2 separate regions of the Mus musculus genome follow, and region 2 is linked to region 1. Evidence: chromatin loops called from intact Hi-C (ENCODE). Cell type or tissue: left cerebral cortex. All regions are shown on one strand.

The links. A loop is a pair of places that touch in the nucleus more often than their neighbours do. Peaks named below come from ENCODE experiments on the same cell type or tissue, not always from the same donor. Only the 100,000 strongest peaks of a DNase experiment are listed, where the experiment ranks them.
Region 2: it touches region 1 in a loop (12-fold over the local background); 4 of 42 quality-filtered maps call a loop at or near these places.

Annotation. Positions count from the first base shown.
Region 1 is chr12:24,924,159-24,932,158 of GRCm38, forward strand. Mboat2 (membrane bound O-acyltransferase domain containing 2) reads left to right here. Exons shown (of 13, transcript NM_026037.3): 4 at 41-136. Among named protein-coding and RNA genes, the nearest start is that of Kidins220, 47 kb to the right of the region's middle. In left cerebral cortex, no CTCF peak of the experiment used is centred here; DNase peaks (open chromatin) are centred at 2,519, 4,112 and 5,089; H3K27ac peaks cover 1,815 bases.
Region 2 is chr12:24,868,679-24,876,678 of GRCm38, forward strand. All of the region lies in intron 1 of Mboat2 (membrane bound O-acyltransferase domain containing 2), which reads left to right. Among named protein-coding and RNA genes, the nearest start is that of Mboat2, 41 kb to the left of the region's middle. In left cerebral cortex, a CTCF peak has its summit at 4,279; DNase peaks (open chromatin) are centred at 2,396, 3,778, 4,102 and 4,199; H3K27ac peaks cover 2,745 bases.

The DNA of each region.
Region 1 (8,000 bases):
ATGAGCATCCCCACTAATGCGGCTTATCTTTGTTTTGCAGATGTTGCTTTGTGTTTGCTTTGGGATACCTCTCAGTGTGTCAGATTACTAGAGTCTATATCTTTGATTATGGACAATATTCTGCTGATTTTTCAGGGTAAGATTAAAACTTGATTCAGTGACCTCTTTTATCTATTCTAACATAGTGGTTAAAAATACAGACTATAATTTCATTTAGTACGTCCAATGGAAAGCTGTTAAACATTTGTAATACTGAATAAGTCACAGAGATAACCTGAGCCTTTAAATTGCCTTGTATAAACGTTCTAAATATAGAGCAGTTAGACTCTTAACATGGCATTGTGGGATTGAAAGAAGTTTTTTAATCTAATAGGAATTTTTGCAAGCATTTATAAGTATTGAAGGCCACCCCCCTCCACCAGGTACTTTCTCTCTATTTAGCCCTCTCTCCTTCCTTTCTCTCCTTCCCTCCCTGCTCCCCTCCCTCCGGGGAGTAGTGGAACTCACTTCTGGCCTTTGTTTCTTCAGAGAGAATGCATTTCCCCCTTGGCACTGAGCAGCCTCCTTATCCTGTGAGGAAGGCAAAGGAGCACTGGGAGATAAGTGCAGTACCAGCTCCTGTCTTTGTAAAGAAACATGGGTCCTGCCGTGCGGGGTTCAGGTGGGCATCAGGACACTTCACACTTTACCTCACACCCCCGCAGCTTTCTCCCCTGAAGGAGAGGGGTTGCCTTTTCCAGTCTTGAGCCATCTGGGAAGTATCAAAATGCATAAAACATACAATTTGAAGATAAGCAAGTTAGGAAAGAAATCATATTTCTGGTGATAGAAATTGGCCAAGTTATTTGAGAAAAATTACCTGTAAAAGGGAGAATTTTAAAGGATAGAGTGTCTTTTCCTCCCTTATTCCTTCCTTCCTTACTCTATGTAAGGTAGATTTTATTATATTGATTTTAAAAATAAGCTCGAATGAAAGCAAGTTGTGTCCCCAAATAAGAAACAACACCAAGCCAAAACAGATGACATATGTGAAAGAAGAAAGGAAGAAAAAGGAAAGATAGAGAAACACTGGGCAGAAGTAGAGTGCAGGGATGAGGACCAGAGCAGCAGCTCATCTCTAAACACAGATGTTCCTACAGCATCAGCACATAGTGGGCTCGCTGTGAATCAGCACATAGTGGGCTCGCTGTGAATCAGAGGGAGTGGCCCAGCTCCCATGTTGTCACCATGGTGGGGTGAGGTTGGGAACCAGCTATGAACCAACCGATCAGAGTCTCTAGAAAGCGGACCCATGCTAAGAATAGCCGCTGAAAGCTGGCCATGCCAGACAGTAAATATTCACCCAGAGCTATGGATCCCAGCACCCAGGTTCTGTCTGCAGGTCCCAGGCATGTCAAGCAGTGAGAACCCTGAATCCTCCAGTCTGGGTGTCCCTATTCACTCCATATAAAGAGAGTTCCTTTCTCTCTCTTTTTAACTCTAGTACTTTAACCTAACCAAACTGATTGGGTTTTAGACCCTTCTGGGTCAGTATTAGTAGACGTCCTTGGGACTCGGACCTCACAGGACCCTCACAGTTGTTACTGTTTCACCTCCCTTATCTGCTACTCCAAACCCTTGCTACTTTCTACTCCCTTTACATAACATCTTTCTAGGCTATGTAGCACTCATAGGCTGTTGTCAAAACAACTGCCTTCACGGTGGATTAACATAAAGGTTTATTCTCACATTACAGTCCATCGGGGAGGGAGCCTCTGCTTCCCAGGCTGTGAGGAAGGAGGATGGGGGGGAGTAATGGGCCAGATCAGAGAGGGGGGAGGGGGAGGGGGAGGGTAATGATTTTTTCAAAGTTATTTATGATGTGACTTCAGCAGTATTTTGTTGAAATTGATAAATATTTCTGTATAATTTTAAATGTCTATAGGAAAAAAAACGGTGTAGCATTTTTAAGGTAGACCACCTGTTTATAATAATCCCAGTTAAGAGAATCATTTTTAACCACTGGAGGAAGCATTTGACCATGATTAGTAAACTAATAGAGATTGGATACAGAATTGAGCTAAGTGAAGCAAGCTTCCCCAGGCAGCTCGCAGCCAAAGAACTTGTTCTTTTTTTTTTCTTTAACCTGTTCACTTTTCACTTTACGTCCTGCTCACTGCCCCCTTCCTAGTAACCCCCTTCCCACGACCCTTTCCCCCATTTTGCCCTCTCCTTCTCCTCTTTTTAAAGTGGACCTCCTAGAAAAGAGCAGCCTATAGGCCAGTGCTCCCTGGTAAGGGACAAGGGGAGGGGACAGCAGGGGGTAGAAGAAGGGCCATCCTGTAGATTAGGACAAGTGTCATTGCTCTTCAAAGTGTGAGTGTCTGGAGGAAGCACAAGAAAGGGAGGCCTGGGCTCTTGCTGAGGAATTACGTTTTCATCTCTTGAATGAGACTAGAAGAGGGATGATGGAGTGGGATGAAGATGGAGTGGGAGAGTGGAGGGAGGCGAGAGAGAGTGGGTGAGTGTGTGTGTATATGTACAGATCCTTGTATAATGTTAGGTTCAGGATTTCTTCTGATAAAAGACTGTCCTATTATTAGAAGTTTCTAGTTGCAGAAAAGTTAGAAAGCCACTGAAGTCGTGAGGTCTCGCCTCAGCTTTAGAAACGCGATGCAAGAAAAGTAGGAAATGATTAGTATCTCTGTTGGAAATAACTTAAAGATGTAATAGGAAAAAAAGAAGAGCCTCTTTCAAAAGCAGCTGTGAAATGCCCAGGAATGTGTCTGAGATGAAATGGACTGGGCCTTGAAGATAGCTGTAAAATCTCACTTAGAGATCTGAACTTGAGAAACAGCCTGCCTGTATAAATACAGTGTTACCAGTAAGAAAGTGGATATGCAGAGTTGGTAACAAAAGTTTTATCTTATTGTGCTGAGGGTCATCACACAAAGTTCACAACTATGATCCTAAGCCTGTCTCCCCAGGTCTGCTCACATCTCAGCTGAAGGTCAGGTCCAGTATCTGACAGAAGGCTCTGATTTAAGTCAGGAGCCTAGGTGAGACTCTAGCCACAGGGCAGATCAAGGTGGGGTCTCTACACGTGTGCAGAGCGTTGCTCTTGGTCTCTGCTTGTATACTGTCCAGTGGACATCATGGGCCTGCATCTGGTTACCTTGAGTGAGTGATGTCACTGGGTTTGGGTTATCAGATACATCCTTGGGTAGTTGGACTCCTGACTAAGCTATTTTTATGTGTCTTAAAGGCATTTCTTACTATGCTTGTCCAAGATAGCCAAACCTACTAATTCTTCTCAAGTTATACTGGTACCTTAATGCAGTCATTTGCCTAGAGATGCTGAGTGTAGACTAAGTTTATAATCCCAATGACAATCCCCATGGGACACAGAGGCAGGAGGGTGGTCATAGGTTTGAGACCAGCATGGTCTACATAGCAAGTTCTAGGCCAGCTAGGGTACAGTAAGACCCTAAAAAGCCAACTCACAATGAAGTACAACCAAAAGAATAAATGCTTGAGAGCAGTGATCACCCTCCTCAGACAGCAAGGAGACCGCTTAGGCAATCGGGATAGATACTAGAAATAAGAAGAGCGCAGCAAGGCCAATGAGATGGCTCAGTGGGTAAAGGTGCTTGCTGCCAAGGCTGATGGCCTGGGTTTGATTCTCAGGGCCCACATGGGAGAATGAGATGCAGCTCCGATGCGCTGCCTCTAAGCCGATCTGCATGCCCTCCATCCCAATAAGTAAATACAGAAAATATGCAGAAGAGCAGTTGTGGGATCATAACTCAGTGGGGACATCCTGGCTTATTTCTTTAAATAACTATATTGGGCATTTGTGACGTGAAGAGGAAAGAAAGCCCTTGCCTCTTGTGAATGAATAAATTGCAGGAGGCAAGAACCGTGTTCTCGCTGGAATCAGATCTGTGTTGCTAAAAGGATCGCTCAATGTGTCCACCGCAAAACAGACACACAAGGGGGTGCGTGTGGAATAATTCCCATTCAAATCGAAGGCTGTGTCTTACAGCGAGGCATATAATATCAGCTGCTGAGTGGGTGTTGGCCTGCCAGCTGGTCTCCTGTGTCCCCTGGCTAAGGCTGACTGAGCATGCCCAATGCGTTTGGTAGGGCTTTTGTGGAAGCCTGTTCTTTTCGAGCAGAGGCAGGGACAGACGTGGCCTAAACGCTGCAGGTGTGATTGCCATTTTTGCCTCCCCATCTTGAGAAGCCTTATTGGAGTCCAGAGTCTAATTTTAGACATGTTTTTGTGTTCTGTGGAATGAGTCATGAAGGCCGCTAGCTGTTCTTTATAATCCTCCTCACACGGTGCCCAGTAACTGTGTGTAAATAGGGTGATGTGGAATAATCAGCCACGGGGGACTTTGCACCTCCAGCTCTGGGGGGGTCTTCCTGGGGGAGTGTCTCCCAGCCCTTGACCTACATTGGACTACAGGAAGCATCCTGTCTTGCTGCTCCTGCATTTGTCACCACAGGAGTAAACAAACTAGAGCCGCGGGGACTCTGTTGGCTGCTCCCTGCCCCGCCTGAGCTGAGTGGATTCTGGGGGCAGCATGGTAGAACGTATCAGGATCACCTCCTTCACTCCGGTCTGCAGACCCTGCCTGAATTGCTCCAGCCAGCATCCAGGCCACTCTCCTCTGCACCTTCTTCTCTCTGCACCTTGTTCTCCTGTGCCTTCTTCCTTTACCCTCCTGTTTGGAGCACCCTTGTTCAGACTTGGAGCATCTGCTTGTTCAAACCCCAGAGGAAATGATTGGGGTCTTCTCTCTCGGCTCTCTGAAGTCTCTGTCATCTAGACATTTATTCAAATATCACTCATTAAGGTAGCTGCGATAACTCCCCTTTATCCATGGGAGCTGGTTTAAACCACAGGGGACTCCACGTATCATGGCAATTAATCCTGTTTGTACTGTTTTTCTGTGTACACATAGCCACAGTAAGCCTGCACATTCACAGAAAGAAGCTGCTTCCCTTTGGCATGGCCGAGCCACTGTGTTTCCACTTCAGGGCTCTTGTTAAGTGCTACCCAGGCCCGGGCACTCGGGTACTGCGACAGTTGCTCTGATGGCTGAGACGGCTTCTACAGGGCTGATGGGTAACAGCATACTCAGCAGGGTGGGCCGGAGAAATAGTGATTTGTGACCACAGTGGAACAGAATGGAATCCACAAGGTGCTACTCACAGAAGCATAAAATGTAAAACAGGGGAGTGTTTCCAGAATTTTTCATTTTATGTGTTCAGACTGTGGTTGGCTGGAGACCATAAAAACTATGGAAAGCAAAACCGTGTGTGTGTATGTGTGTGTTGTGTATATGTGTGTGTGTGTGTTGTGTGTATGTGTGTGTGTTGTGTATATGTGTGTGTGGTGTGTGTGTATGAGCATGTGTGTGTATGTGTGTGTTGTGTGTGTGTATGTGTTGTGTGTGTATGTGTGTGTGTGGTGTGTGTGTGTATGAGCATGTGTGTGTGTTGTGTATATGTGTGTGTTGTGTATATGTGTGTTTTATGTGTGTATGAGCATGTGTGTGTATGTGTGTTGTGTGTGTGTGTTGTGTATATGTGTGTTTTGTGTGTGTATGAGCATGTGTGTGTATGTGTGTTGTGTGTGTGTATGTGTGTATATGTATGTGTGTGTATGTGTGTTGTGTGTCTGTATGAGCACATGTGTGTATGTGTGTGTATATGTGTGTGTATGAGCACATGTGTGTATGTGTGTGTATATGTGTGTTGTGTGTATATGTGTGTGTGTTGTGTGTGTGTACGAGCACATGTGTGTATGTGTGTGTATGTGTGTGTGTGTGAGTGTGTGTATGTCTGTGCACACCTGTGTATCTCTTGGTCCTGGCAGGAAGCATCTTCAGAAACAACACTTCCCATTTGGTTATTGTGCCCCTTCAACACCTTGTGCCTGAAGCAGTCTTCATATTTGGTAGGTGACGGTGTGACTGCATGACTGTGAGAGAGGTTCAGCTTTTGGAGGGCTGTGCTGTGTCTCAGGTGCTGTGTAAGGGACTGGCGATGTTACTTTATTTAATCCACATGGTTGTCACTATCCTTTCCACATTAGAGTCAGTACCTGCCTTGAGAAATATTAAAGAGTTCCCCCTTCCACTGCCACGGTAGAGGGCAGTCAGGATTTATGGGTTTGAAATTTTTAATTATGTTCTGTTAATTTGTGTGTGTGTGTGCACATGTTCGTGTGTGCATACATGTGCATGAACGTTAGAGAAGTACAGATTACAGATGGCAGGAGTCAGTTCTCTCCTCCTCCATGTGGGACCTGGGAACCAAACTCAGGGCATTAGACTTGGTGGCAGATTAACCACTGAGCCAAGTTGCTGGCCCATTTTGTGAATTTTGCTCCATATAGCCAGCTGGCTTGTTCCCCATGTTCCAATCCATTGTCTAATCAGCATCTTGCATAAAACACACTCAGTGTAGACTCCTGGATCTCTCACCTGTTGCTCTGGTGTCCCTTACCCTTGTCAGGAACCTTGGTAGCATCTGGTCTGAAACCCTGCCTCAGCTACACCAAATTGTCATCAAAACCCCCGCTGGCTTTAGAACACACCTGGGACTCGCTGCAGGTGGCTTGTTTTGGTCCTGCACTCCCCTGTCCACCTCCCCTGTCAACCTCCCTGCCCACCTCCTCTGTCTACCTCCCCTGCTCCCTTATCTCCACTTCTGCACCTTATGGTCTTTGCTCAGTCTTTTCACTGAGTGAGAAGAGTTCCCACTGAAACCCAGTCATCCTTATCTCTTGGTGGAAGGCACAGCCCTGAGAAGCCTGCCTCTGCCCTGTCCCCTCCTCACACTAGTCTCCTTGCTGCTCTTCCAAGGCCAGTCACACTTTCTTCTCCAGGCTGTGACCTTGGCTTCCTTTCCTCCTGGAATGCCCTTACCCCAGGCCGTCGAGCAGCCGAATCTCCATTCACATGTCACTTTGGGGTGCTGTTACCTCTCATCTGTGTTTCCCATCCCTCTCTCTGTTGTCTTGTGCAGCACTTGCAGATTGTATATCTACCTGGTCATCATTCTCTAGTCCTGTGGCAGCAAGAATGTGTGGTTCATTGTGTCTCTGGTGAAGTCAAAGCTTGGTGCTTTGTGGCTGTTAATTAAGTGTTCTGTTTCTGAGCGGGAGAGTAAGTAAATCAATGGTGACTCAGACTGGCCTGAGCTCTCACCCCAGTGCATTTGGTGTTGGGCAGGTGGGGCTTGTTTCATCTCCATCTTTATCTTATAGATAAAGAACACTTGTTTGCATAAAGGGGATTTGAGTGCAGGGACATAACAGCTTGCCTTTGTTGTTAGGTAACATGGCCTGGTAGCAAGTGGGTGCTTGTAGTTACTTGGGCATTAATACACAAGCATCATTGGAGTTCAGACATCTCTGAGAGATAGCAAGACAGTGCTAAAAGTATTCCTTTATCTTAAACCTCCCTTTTCTTGTAGTGTCGACTACAGTTGAGAATTTGGGACCAAATTATTCTATTCTGCTCTCATTCTTTGTAGAGAAATGTATAATATAATAATAATAATTATTATTACTATTATTATTGTTATTGTTATTATTATTGTAAATGTTCTCATCATTTTTTATATCAGAAAATATAGAGGGTTGTGTGTGTTGCTTTGTTCTTTTGTTTTTTAATGTTTTAGTTCAGGGGATGGAGATGTCTCAGAGTCTAAGAGTGCTTGCTGCTTTGCAGAGGACCCAGGTTCAATTCCTAACATCTACATGGTGGCACACAACCATCTGTAACTTCGTGACACCCCCTTCTAGTCTTTACAGGCACTGCATGCACATGGTACACATACACACATACAGACACTCATATGTGCAAGATAAAAATAAGTTTAAAATTTTCCTTCATTGAAAGGAGTATCTTTGTGTTAACCGAAGCTGTTCCAATGACCAGAGTCGTGGAAGTCTCTTTCCTGCGTCCCCAGTTGTCTTTCACGGAGACAGTGATGTTGTCACA
Region 2 (8,000 bases), 55 kb before region 1:
TAGCAGGCAAGTATTTACAGACATGTGACCAGGCCAGGGAGTTTGGAAATGGTATTCCCGTGGTGGCATTTGATAACTGGTCTGGCCTAGGGTGGAAAAAGATCTTGTGGTTTTCAGGTTTCTCAGAAATTCCCCTTTGGGAAATATGCTGAGGCTCAATATGTTACCTTTTCAGAAGACCACAGTTGCCACATCCTCAAAAAAAAGAAGCCTTTGTTTCCTCAGTACCCACATGGAGTTTACTCATGTCCACATTTGTGCCTCTGGGTTGTGGGGCCACCAAGAGGAGCCTTGTCTTGGCCAGGAAGATGAAGCTGTGTGGCAGGTCTCTGAAGGAGACTGAGAAAATCTGAGAATCTGTCACGCAAGAGCACCCGGGTCCTGGCAGCGAAACCCTTCATTGTGACTGTGTTGTGGCCTCACATAGCTCTTGTTTGTGGGTTAGAGAAATGACAATGATGTCCACACAGCCATGTTCTCTAGACGCTTGCCTGTAAGCCGCAGGGGGGTTCCGGGAGAAGCACAGGTACAGAGAGAGTATTTGCAAAAGGTGGTTTGAAAGACTGCAGGACATGAGGCTGTGTCTGTGCAGAAGGGCAGGAGCTGCGGGAGAAGATGGAGATTCGATATGAAGAGGCCATAGGCAGCACAGCTGCCCCTAAGTCCACCAAGATGAACTTGAAAATGTTTGCCGCAGCAGAACAGGTTGGCTGATGAAGGGAAATAACAAGCTTCCTGCCTGTGGGAGCTGGAGGGAGGGTGACACCCCCACCCTCCCAGGGTAAACACGCATGCTTGGGGACAACAGCACGGTCTTTCACAGCACTTCTGGTTCCAAGATTTTATATGTTCAGCATGCACAGTAAACTTAAGGTGTGTGTGTGTGTGTGTGTGTGCCTAATGTAGCTAACTAGCTAACTCTCCATTCCATGACTTGTCTTGGTGGCTTAATTACACATACAAAACAACATTTTTTGAGTTTATTTCTTAGGACTCAAAGCCACTTAGATATAACAGGTATAGGTTTTTCTTTTACTTTTCTTTCTGTCTGTCTGTCTTCCTTTCATTCATTCATTTATCCATTCATTCATCCAGTCAGTCATAAATATAATCCCCTATAGCAAAGACTTGAGTGCCAGAGGCAGGCTGGCTGTTTACCAACTCTGGTTTTTCTTGTCTTAGACTGTAGCCTGCACACACATTTCCCCAGCCTGCCTTGGTGGAGGTTTAGCCTGGTCTGTAAATATCAGCTACAGGGAACTGTGGTCCATCTCCAGTGATTGTCTCATGCTTTGATGGCTCCCTCCAGATACCTGGATGCTCCAGGGATGATGGGGCCACAGAGCAGCGGGAGCCAGGCTCTTTAAATCACAGCAAGGCAGAGCAGCTTTGGGCTGTCATGTGACCCTCTGTCTTGTGGCAGCTGTTATATACTTTTTATGTCTATTTACTATATCACCTAGTATAACCATTACTAATACATAAATTAAAAAATATGACCAGTATCTAATGTCTCCTGTTTGTAACCTGTTCCCTCCTATCATAGATAAGCACTTAGGTAACCTCAGTGACAGTCACTTTCATATTTGCTACACTGGTATCACTTACATGGATGTCCTCAGCCAATGTGGATTATTGCTTGCATTTTGGAATCTTTAGTGAGCTATGGTTATATGTTTATATATGTATGTGTTCTGAGTGGGCTCAAGAGCTGTGTGGCTGCTCTCGCCCAGCAGAATATGTTGATTTCAGTGCATGGTCCTGTCCCTGCCTCTTTAAGGGACTATTCTGTTACTTCCATTGTTCTGTCAAGTGTTTCATTGGATGAATATATCACAGTATGCTTGTTCATTTTGCCATAGAAGGTTTTCTTGTTTATTTATTTATTTTTAATTCTTTTTGGATGTGGCCATTATGAACAATATCGTGTTTGAACATGTTGTCTATATTTCAATCAGTGCTCATGTTCTCCTTATAAGTAGTGGAGTGGTTGGCTGCATGTGGACTGTCTTCAAGTCTATAAGAAAATGCCAAATAGTTTTCTTAAGTTGATGTTGGCCTTGTGTAAGAAATCCCATTACTCAGACACTGAAGTCTATACTTAATACTACCAGCATTAAGGACTGGCTTATACAATGGGTGTGTAATAAGGTCTTATTTAGGGCTTAGCTAGTATCCACTCATAAAGATTTAAAACATGATTCTTTATATCTGGGCCCCGTCATTTCTGTTTGTATTTGAGGTTGATCTGCAGCAGGTTGTGTTGGCTAGAAAGGACATTTGTTTTATAGTTAGCTGCCTGTGAGTTTTACCCAGAGAAGCCATAAAAAAAAAATTCAGTCTCATTTCTAGCACAGTGGTAGCCAAGAGTTTCTTTAACTTTCCAGTGGGTGGTTGTGCACTGTCTACCAGATGGAGCTGAGCACAGCATCCCTGAAGCTGAAGACGCTCTGTCATTGGAGCCTGCGGAGCACCCTTAACCTTTGACCCTTAGCTGTCTGCCTCACTCCTTTCATTCTCCTCCTCAGCTCAGAGACTCACAAATACTGTTCATGTGGAGGGACCGAGAACGTGTATTATACAACACCTACTATTGCAGAGTAGCATTAGAACAGGGCAGCCTATTGAAGTCAGTTGGCATTAGTGATCTCCTTTGTAACAAGCATGTTCCAAGCATTATTTCAGTGTGTTCTGTATACAGTTATTAGTGTTCTGTTGGAACAGGATCTCATCACGTTACCCAAGCTACCGTTGAACTCCCTGGATTCAAGAAATCTTTCTGCCCCAGTCTCCTAAGTGCTGGAACTGCAGGCATACGGCACTTTTCCTGGTTATAAAACTAACTAGATACTTGCATTAGAGAAATTGCTCACACTAAACCTTTGAAGTTGGTGCATATTTGCACTTAAGGCCCATCTCAATTCAAAGAGTGGCCACAGACAAGCACTTGTGGCCACACGTGGCTCTTGGCTATGAAAGTGTAGGCAGGTTAGAAACCGCTGTGCTGAGTGCCTTGTTTGTTATCCATCGGGAACACCTGGGGACCCCTCCACCTGACCTAGTAAAATAAAGTTTAAAGCTCGGAAAGAGCAAATGCAGTCTGTTGTCCAAACAGGATGTGACGACAGCCTATGAGGAAATGAGGAAGGTTATGAATCTGTCATGTTTGCTGGCATTTTAGAGTGGGCATGTCACTCAGGAAAACTCAGATGTGAATGCAGTAAGATATTCTCCTTAGAATCGGCCTGCTGGCTCTGGGAGGTCAAGGCGGTTAACGTAGGAAACAACATATTAATGCCCAGTGGTTTCTCTCATTCTGCAACTTATTTTTTGATTCATCAGCTATTTTCTGGTTTTTCTCTTAAAAAAGAAACCAACGCATGCACAGGTACACATCACATATTCAGGCAGTGCAGCTACTGCCCAAAGCCAAGGTGCACAAATGCCGTGGAGGAAACCACTATTATAGAAGAACCAGAGATACAGATAAAAGGCCAGCCACAGACTGACAGATGCTGTCTGTAAAACAGTGGATTCAAATAAAGACTTCTTAGTCACAAGGAAAATTAAACCTACTAGAAAAATATGAAAAGGATATCAAGTATAAGTTTAATGCCCAACAGATCTATTAAAAATATGGCATTTAAAAAAAAAGTAGTGAGATAAAAATCTCCTGTTCTCTAACTCGGCAAAAATGTGAAGTCTGGCAGTACCAGATGTTGCCAGGCATGTGGAACGGTGGCACTCGCTGCTGAGTGGGCGCCTGAGCAGGCCCAAGCTGCTTAGGAGAGCAATTTAGTGTCTGCAGTTCAGTGGAACATGTTTACCTGCGAGTCTACACCCACATAGTCACGCAACACAACAGTGTGCAACAGGCCAGTAAGCAAGGTGAAGTGTGTGTCTCACCAGAAACGAAGTGTTAGGAGTAGCTAACGGCAGGAGCTTAGGCATTTTTACCATTTAGAAAGTCAGACATTCCCAGTGGTACAGTATAGAAAATGCATAAAGGTGTGAAAACCCAGGGGAGTACTACAGACATTTTTAGACTGGTTGGATGTCTTGTGACGAACGGAGGAGACAGGGTTGGGAAGGAGTAGTTTGCCCAGGAGACTCCATTCCGGGCATAAGCTTGCACACACAGGGGCGTTTCAAGTCTTTCTTTGTTCCTTCTTTCATCTAATGCCTTGCTGTCTAGTTTTTCTAGGCTGCAGCATATGGAGTCAGAGGAGCCTATGGTTGGTACCACAGGCTCTGGCGTAGGAGCGCCTGGTGCTCACCCTGCTGGTGGCTGAGCTACCGCCACTAAGCCCAGTCAGATAGATATACAGAGACTCTATGGGGATGACAGTAACGTTAGCCTGTGCTACACAGCGGGCTTGTGTCAGTAGAGGCATGTGTTTAGTGAATGCGTGCGTATGCAAGACTGCTTGGCTCTTACTCTCTAACTTGTATTTCTTACTTATAATGCAGCTTGCTGATCATCTCCCATGTCAAAAAAAAAAAAAAAGGCAAATGACGTATGTCTTTTTAACCACATTAAAAACATTTAATTATATCCAATTTGTGCTTTATTTTTGTGACTTGTATGCTACATTCTTCTTTTGTGTGACTTTTTCTTTCTATTATCCTGTAAGAGTTTTTGGTATACATTTTTTTTTTTTTTTGAGACAGTCTCACTATGAAGCCCGGTCTACCCCGATCTTGACTCTCCTCCTGTCTCACTGCCTGGGTGGCTGGTAGGAGTGTATTTTAATATAGACTGACCCTTTGTCATGTGCCTTATAGAGATGCATACTTTTTTCCATTGTTACTTAGTGTGTTGTTTTTGTTGCATAGGAGCTTCAAGTTTTTATATAGGAAATAAATATTAAAATAAATTAAAATGAAATCCATTTTATTTATAAATTAGCATTGCTAAATTATTATTTGGATTAGATAAGGTATATTTGTTTACATTGTAGGTGCTAATTTTTACATCTAGTCAGGATAAGCTAGGGTTTGCGCAGTAACAAGCCATTCCTAAGAGGTGCAAAGAGCATCGTTTCTTCCATCCCTAAGACCAGTATCAAACATCATTTCCTTATCCCTCCATGGCTGGACATGGGTTGGCACAGAAACCTTTGCTCCTCATCATTTCTGGGACATGGCAGATAAAAAGGCAGCTCTGACCATGGTTGTTCTGGCCCTGAAGTAGTACTACCACTCCTGCTTCCAACCTCCCTCCATAAGAGTTGGGAGACAGTGTCTCACTGATGGAGAGACGTTTTCAGTTCCATTGGACATTGACATTTATAAAATGTCTTTGCTGTGCCGTCCAGTGTTCTTGTGTAGAGACTTTCTTTTCTGTGGTGTTGCAGTATTTTCCCACACTTATTCTTCGCCTCCTTTCCCCTGTTAAATAGTCTTAAGACCTTATATAATTTAAAAAAAAAGGCAATCTTTTCTTTTATAACGTCTGCGGTTTCTCTTTGGAAAAACTTATAAAATTCCTAATCACTTTTTATTTTGGGACATTAATACTTTCTTTGAATGTCCTTTAGTCAGTGTTGTCACTAGTACTTGGAAGTGGGACAAGGTCCTCAAAGTTTGTCCTTTGCATGCTGATGAAGACAAGCACTTTAAAGATAACTTCTTTGGTACGTCTCAAGCAAAGGCTTTTGTAAGTCTTTTTCTGTGCAGCAGATAAAAAAGGCTTCTCGAACTGTGTGAGTGAGGTTAGTGACTCAGTGCTAAACTAGCTGAGAAGGTTTCCTTCCCATCGTCCTGTGTCTTAGTTAGGGTTTCATTGCTGTGAACAGACACCATGACCAAGGCAGCTCTTATAAAGGACAACATTTAATTGAGGCTCGCTTACAGTTTTGGAGGTTCAGTCCATTATCATCATGGTGGGGAGCATGGCAGTGTATAGGCAGACTTTGGGCTGGAGGAGCCAAGAGGTCTACGTCTTAATCTGAAGGCAGCAAAAGGGGACTGTCTCATGGAGAGTAGCTTGGCATATACATAGCCTCAAACCTGTCTCTACCTTGACACACTTCCTCCACAAGGCCACATCTATTCCAACAGGGTCCCACCTAATAGTGCCACTTCCTAAGGGCCAAGCATTCAGACACATGAGACTATGGGGGCCATACCTATTCAAACCACCACATCCTGACTTCCTCCCATTTCCCACTTCCAAATGATCAGGTCACTGGAGCAGGATGTAGCGCTTCCTCTGTGTCGGGAGAGCTGGTTTCTAGAACCCCACCAGATAGGAGAATCTGGATGTTCAAGTCCCTTCCATAAAGTGTACAGCGTCTACCATTCAGTACACATTCTTCCATTCATTTAATTCATCCCGAGATGACCGGAAATACCTAGTAGACCATCAATGCTGTGTGAACAGTTGCTTCCCTGGACTTTTGGGAAATAGCAAGGGAAAGTTTCTACATGCTCAATACAGATATATTTTATTCAGGTATTTTCAACTTATGGCTGGTTGAATCTGAACAGTGTGCAAGTTGCAGATAGTGTGTGTGTGTGTGCATGCATGCGTGCGCTTGTGGGTATGTGTGTGTGCCTGTGGTGGCACCCATACAGAAAGGCACAGAGGTCAGAAGACAGTGTGCAGGTGTCAGTCTTCTCCTCCCAGCATGCGAGTTCTGGGTGCTAACTCATGTGGTGTGTGCCGAGTCCTGCTGCGCCACCTCACTCACCCCTCCTAGGACACGGGGTCATATTGGAAAGGATGGAGAAAGGGCCAGAGAGAGGCAGGAAAGGCAAAAGAAAAGAGAGCAGTAGAAATACAGACAAACCAACCCCGCAAAGCACATAGACCAAGATGGCCTAATTCTGTTTTACAGAGAAAGATAGATGGCAACTTTAGGCTTTAATAGTTTTAGAATACATTTAAGCACCATCAAGAGAGCTAGCTCCCCAAATGTCCCTCGACTTCCAGTGCCTATTGTAGTGCACACACACGCACACACCTACATATACAAAGAAAGAGAGAGAATAATATTTAAAAAGTAAAAGAAGAAAATAAAATCCTTTTATTCTGAACTTTTCTTTTAGAAGAAAGCATATATAAAAAGTTGACTGTACTAAGGCAAATATACACCAACTTTCTCTTTCTCCCCCTCCACCCTCCTCCCTCTCCCTCCCCCTCTCTCTCCTCTCCCCCTCTCCCTCTCTTTCTTCCTCTCTTTCTCTTTCTCTCTCTCTTTTCCTTTTCCTTTCCCTTTCCCTTTTTCTTTTTCTTTTTCTTTTTCTTTTTTTAGACAAGAGCTCATTGTGTAGCCAAGCTGGCCTCAGACAACTCCCAGTCCTTCTCCCTCAGGAGTGCTGGTGTTACTGTTGTGTGCCCCTGTACCAGGTGCCACATCAAATGCCTTGGGTCATGTCTGATATCTCTGTAAAGCAGCTTTATGTCTGCTGAGTGGGAAGGGATGGCCACACATGTAGAAGATATAGCACAACATTTCCCCACAAGCTGCTTGTCCCTATTGGTCTTGACATTGTCATCTTCCACAATGACTCTTGCCTTCTCTCACGGCTTAGCCAATCCTGACATCAGTTGCTCTGATTGGTCCACATGACCCCAACTGTCTTAGTAAGACCAGGTTCTTTTGGTCTTGGGGACTGTAAAGCAGCCTTATATATGGTCTCTACACACATCTTGATCTGTGCCTTCTAAGGCAGAGGTGTGTGTGTGTCTGTGTATGTGTGTTACAATGCCTTCTTTATTAAAACATCTCCAGTCTTTTGTATTTAATAGTTAAATGCCTAAATGTTATGCACAGTGGCCAAGCCGGGCTCCCCCATACCCTACAGGTACCCATTTGCCCTTACTTTTTTTTTTCCCTCAGTCTGCTCTTTCCCTTATTGGCCAGCACAGGCTCTCATTCTTAAGGGTTAGAGGACTCTGTACTAGACATTCTTTAAAAAAAAAAAATACAGTCTTGTGTGTCAAAAATTGTGGCTGTGCGCAGTGAGGGCTGTCCTCCCTGTCCTCTGTGGAA